Linked DNA regions of Mus musculus: region 2 is linked to region 1. A link is a contact called in ENCODE Hi-C or POLR2A ChIA-PET data. All regions are on one chromosome and are shown on one strand. The core of a region is the stretch at or near the end of the contact, and the rest is flanking DNA. Distances in the headings are between cores, read along the strand shown.

The links. A loop is a pair of places that touch in the nucleus more often than their neighbours do. ChIA-PET counts read pairs that join two places held with the same protein, here RNA polymerase II (POLR2A).
Region 2: a map of gastrocnemius shows a loop between it and region 1 (2.7-fold over the local background). The contact joins the enhancer-like site here to the promoter of Samd4 in region 1. A Hi-C loop is called at or near these places in 10 of 37 maps with a recorded cell type or tissue (adrenal gland, gastrocnemius, heart and 1 more). POLR2A ChIA-PET finds 5 or more read pairs at or near these places in 1 of 5 experiments (Patski).

Annotation. Positions count from the first base shown.
Region 1 is chr14:46,881,669-46,884,266 of GRCm38, forward strand. Samd4 (sterile alpha motif domain containing 4) reads left to right here and starts at 1,297. Exons shown (of 13, transcript NM_001037221.2): 1 at 1,297-1,500. It overlaps Gm34934 (a long non-coding RNA gene), which reads right to left and starts at 1,131. Exons shown (of 2, transcript XR_383407.3): 1 at 72-1,131.
Region 2 is chr14:46,931,577-46,934,174 of GRCm38, forward strand. The region is part of intron 2 of Samd4 (sterile alpha motif domain containing 4); the gene reads left to right. Among named protein-coding and RNA genes, the nearest start is that of Gm52120, 12 kb to the right of the region's middle. Within about 2 kb of position 1,320, at least 1 of the 3 ENCODE cell types and tissues checked has a DNase peak (open chromatin) inside an H3K27ac peak, as active enhancers do; it is heart, where a contact is called at or near this core.

The DNA of each region.
Region 1 (2,598 bases), core at 47-2,546:
AGAAAGGATTGGAAATCCAGATGCTAGTGTGGGAGCTGAAAGGTGGAGGAATAAGGCCTTGGACACTTTACCTTTAAAACTGTGCTAGCTAGAGCAGGGCAGACCCACGTTTGCTTTTCCAGCTCTCGTTTATAAATGCTCCCAAGTCTCTGGAAAACAAATTCGAAGGCTCGGTGTTTCTTCTGAAACAGGCTGGATTTTGGCCAGTCCCTTTGTGACCGTTCGCATTAGAAGATGCAGAAATGTCTAGGCTTTAGGGTATTTTTAGTCAACCCTTCTTTTGGGTAATTGACCCATGCAAGCATTTTATAGTAGGCGACCTAGAGCTTCCAGCGACAAATCCCGGCCCAGCCTCTGGCCCCGCCCTCTGCAGGCACAGGTGAAAGCCGCGTCCCCCAAACTCCGTGGTGCTGACAGGTGGTCTCGCCACGCCTCCCCGTCGCCCAGGGCGCCTGGGGCCACAGCTCCAGGCCACAAGCCACAGCCGCGCGCCAAGCATAGCTTGAGATCAGGCTCCCGAAGTCCGCCTCCTCCTCTCGGGAAAGCGAGGCCTGAGGCGGGTATGGAGGACTGCAAAAATAAAGGGCATCCAGCGCCGGACTTGGGCTGAGGGTGATCGACCAGGCTCTGCTTGCTTCTCCTAGACAAGGGCCTCGTGGAGCACCGCGGCCAGACACATCTAGCCCTGCGCGTTGTGCCCTTCGCCGCCCTCTGCTACTTCATGCGTCCCAGACCCCAGGAATCCGTCCAAGCCCCCAGAGACAGTGACTCCGGGTGTTTACGGTCTACACCAGTCAGTCACCCACGGGACCAGTCAGCCACCCACAGGTCCCAGGCCAAAGGGTCACTGGACCTGGGGAGCCACATTCCCAAGGGCGAGCGGCGGGTGGCAGCACCGTTCTCGCTCCAGTCCAGCTCCGTTGGGATTCACTCCTGTCCCAGCTCCGGAGGCTCCGGTGCCCTGGCCGTTGTAGAACACGCGGGTGGCAGCCGAGAGGAATTCACCCGGACCCCTCCCCTTCCCCAAACTTCTGTGTTTCTCTACGCAGATCTTCCAATCTGCGCTCTTCCGCTCCTCCCACTTGGCTCCCTCCTCCTCTATGGCCCGGGCTTAGGAATCCGTCCCTCCCCCCAACCCGCCGCCCGCCGGGCCCGGGGATCCTCCCCCCCTCCCCCGACTCCCCCGCGTGCCGCCGCCGCCGCCCGGGTTCCTCTCCCCCCGCTCGGGCGCTCCCTGCCAAGCCCATGATGTAATGGTGTATGTTAATCAGTAGCATGTGGGGAGCTCCGGGCGGCTCAGTCCTTCGCGAGCCGACACTGGAGGCAGCAGTGGCGGCAGCGATAGCGCCCCGAACCCGCAGCGCTGCCCTCTCCGCGCGCCGCCAGCCCCGACGGCATGGCCCGCAGCCCGCGCTCCGAGCGCCCCCAACCCCACTGATTGCTGCTACGGCCCCGGACCCGCGCGCAGGGCCCCGAGCCGCAGGGATGAGCTGCGTGGAGGTGAGCGTCCCTTCTGCTGTCCCGGGCGAGGCACCCAGTGGTTCCTCCGACCCTTTCCCGGGGGCTTCGCTCTTCTACCCAGAAGTTCTGGGTGTCAGATGCTGGAAGCGAGCGGCCCCCAGAGGGTCCGGCGCTTAGTCTCTGCTCGCCTCGCCACGGGAGCTGAGATGGGACGATAGAGCCCCTAAACCTAACTTTTCTTCTTTGAGGTCCTTGGGGGGCGTGTGCGGAAGGGAGGAATCTGCATTTCCCTCGGGGTCCGCCCTGCCGCCTGGGAAAGCCGTGATACGGGCTCCCGCGGTCCCTGCGTAAGGCGTGCGCCCCCAACCGCATCGCCTTGGGCCTGGGACCGGAGGGCGAGGACACTCCGGCCCGCAGGCGGCGGCGGGGACCGGGGGCAGGATGCCTAAATCACACGCGCGCGCACACACATCTGATGGTCGTGGGTCAAGCAGGCCCAGGGAAACCTCCCGGGTGGGCTGGCGCGGCGCTGGGGAGTGAGGGCTCTGACTGAGCCGCGCCGAGCTTTGGATAGGGAGAGTTTATTTTTGTCTCGAGCTGTCGCTGCGGCTGCTCACGGCCTAAATCCAGAGGGGAGCCTGGCGGCGGAGATGCTGGCTGTTGCTGTAGATGGAGCTGCAGCCGTACGGCTGCTTCTCCGGGAGGAGGAGGAGGAGGGAGGAGGGAGGGAAGGAATAGGAGGGAAGGAATAGGAGGAGGAGGGAGGAGGAGGAGGAGGGGGAGGAGGAGGAGGAGGAGGAGGAGGAGGAGGAGGAGGAGGAGGAGGAGGAGGAGGAGGCTGGAACCCTGGTTGCCTCTGACACCGCCTCTGCTTTGCATTAGCCCCCACCCCACCCCCGCGCCCCTTCACAGCCGCATTGCAAGTTTTCAGCGCGGGGAGGATCTGTTGCTGGTGCTGGCGTTCGCAGACACAGCCCCAGAGGCCACTCCGGGTGGGGTGTGCAGGGAGCACTTGCGGGTCACAGCCGCAGCAACAGGAAGCCGCGGGGTCTCCTCCCGCACCTGGGAAGGAAGTGTGCAATAGCTCAGCTCGCGCATCCGAGTGTGGAGAGGCCGGCTGGAATTTAGGGGACTTCC
Region 2 (2,598 bases), core at 70-2,569, 50 kb after region 1:
GAAGAAGAAGAAGAAGAAGAAGAAGAAGAAGAAGAAGAAGAAGAAGAAGAAGAAGAAGAAGAAGAAGAAGAAGAAGAAGGTGGAGATAGGTACAGGAAGACACCTGATATTGGCCTCAGGTCTCCCCATATACACACTTAGGTCCTCCACAAGCGTGCGTGTGTGCGTGCACACACATGTACACACACATGCACCGTACTCACGTGCATACACACTAACAACATAGTCCTTGCTGAGGGCAAGATTATAAATGAGCCCGGAGCACCTTATAACAAATGATTCCTTCCCCTGAGATTGTACAGCGCCTGGCTGGTAAAATTCTTAAAGTCGGGCACTTGATTTTAACTGTGATGTCAGCTCTGTTTTCAGGAGTTTGTTGATGACCGCACTATGTTGGGGGAAAGACTCCAAAGCCTTGCTGACAGAGGACATTGAGACAGCCGATTTCTTCGAGGCCTGGCTCTGAGTTGTTGGAGAGGATTAGTAGCCGATAAGATTAAGGAGTCGTTCTGTTTATTAACAGTCCCCACCCCCCAAGGGCTTTGCAATTGATTGTTTCCAACATTGTTAATCCTTTTGTGACAGAGACTGTAAGAAGGAAAAACTGAATGCTTCAAGTTTTAGAAAGAAAGATGGCCGCTGGTACAGCTCTGGCCTGTCTAGTGCTCCCGATGCACTCAGTTGCAGGGGCGTGCTGCACTTCATTGGCTCGCGTGGGGCGTGGTGTATGTCATTGGCTCCCGTGGGGCATGCTACGTGAATTCCCGTTGGCTCCTGTGGAGCATGCTCTATGTCATTGGCTCCCGAGGGCCAAGTGTGCTGAGCTTTCCGTAGCTGCATCTGCAGTCACGCCTCCTTGGTAGGCCTGATCAAGCCACGTTAGGGGTGTTTACACCAAGGCAATTGGCACAGACTATACATCCTCTTCAGTGTGCCCTGTGAGAACCAATGTGCTGTTAAGACATTTACCAACCCACCAGTGCTTCAAAAGCATAAGGTGATAAATCTGGGGCTTCAAGATCTTAAATGCTATCTGCCCAGACGCCATCACAAAGGGAATCAATGCCTTGCGCTCTTTGAGAAATCACATTTTCAAACCAGACTACCTTCACCCAAGCATTTATCAAACTTATCTTCCCCTCACACTTGAAAATAAACAGGAGAATTTTAGCCCAAGTTAGAATAAATATGTCTCTGGCTATATTTCAAAACGTCTGTTTGATTTAATGGCTCCTTCTGGGGACAGGTCTGTCTGCAGCCTGAGAGAGTCAGGCACAGTTACCAAGGCTGTTTCCTCCGGCTGCTTCTTGCCTGATATCTGGAGAGGCTGAACACCAATGGCGGGCGGATGGGATGCTTGCCCCGCCCCCTTTGCTTGTTTGTTTTATTTTTAAGCTAACACTTGTCCTTTGGAAAATTACTTAAAAGACGGCCCAGGCAAGAAGGAATGTTTTACTTCAGCATCTGTTGAGTCTCTGTAAAGGAATATAATTTCTCCTAAGGCTTACTGTTTAATAGGGTTAACATTCTGGGATTTTTTTTAAGTCATGTTTGGATAAAATATGCAGAATGAAAAATAAATTTTTCACATAGAAGAATAGGAAGGATTCCTGTGGGTGAGAAAAATGTCACTTTAAATGTGCTTTGAGAGTTGGTTTGTAGACTTATTTCAAGTGGGAATATCGCTTCCATCAAATCTGCTGGAGTGATGTACAGGAAGGGAGATTGCTAAGAAATACCATCTACTTATTGATAGAATTCTTTGGCAATTATTTTAAGTCAACGTGTAACTTAGCCAAAGTTAGATTCTGGTATTCAGATACACTTGTTATCAAGACTTCCTCCCCACCCCCTCCTAAAGCATACTTGGAATTCTCTAACCCTCTGGGATGCGAATAATATAATCTTTGGCCTCCCCCCTTCTCCCCCCCCCCATCTGCGGTTCCCCTTTCTGTGAGATGTACCCTAGCACTCGGGTAGGATAGCATATGTTTCTTCCATGCGACTGTTTATTTGGTGGGAATGACTGGAACTTTCTTATGCAGTGTGCTGCACAGTCTGGGTATGACCGTGCTTTGCCTGGGGCTACCCTGTTTCCTTTTAACCGCTCCCCTCCACCCCGAGTCAAAACCAGAAGCAGGCAGATCAATTTTTTAAAATATAATTTCTATGTGTCCACTTGCAAGAGACCTTTCTTTTTTTTCCTTTCTTTCTTTTTATTAATACTAGGAGAACATCTATCATCTAACTGACCTTAAAACTTCCATTTCTTTTGCCAGGAATCCAACTAATAGAGACCGGTAGCAGTGGCTGTGCATTGCATCTATCTCAGGCCCATAGGAGTCCAAATTGTTGCAGTCTTTGTTTTTGACATGTGGAATGGAGGGTCTCTTTAACTTGTCCTGAGTCTCACAGCAGCTGTAGAATCTAAACTGATCTGCGAAGGGGCCTCATATCAGAGCCCACCTCCTGTCTGTTCTAAAAAAAAATTAAGAACTAGATACAGTAAATGGAAACCATCTAGAACAACACACAGAATAAAAAGAAATACTGGGAGAGCCCTGGCCTAAGTCCCCTTGGTCCTGGGATGGCTGGTCA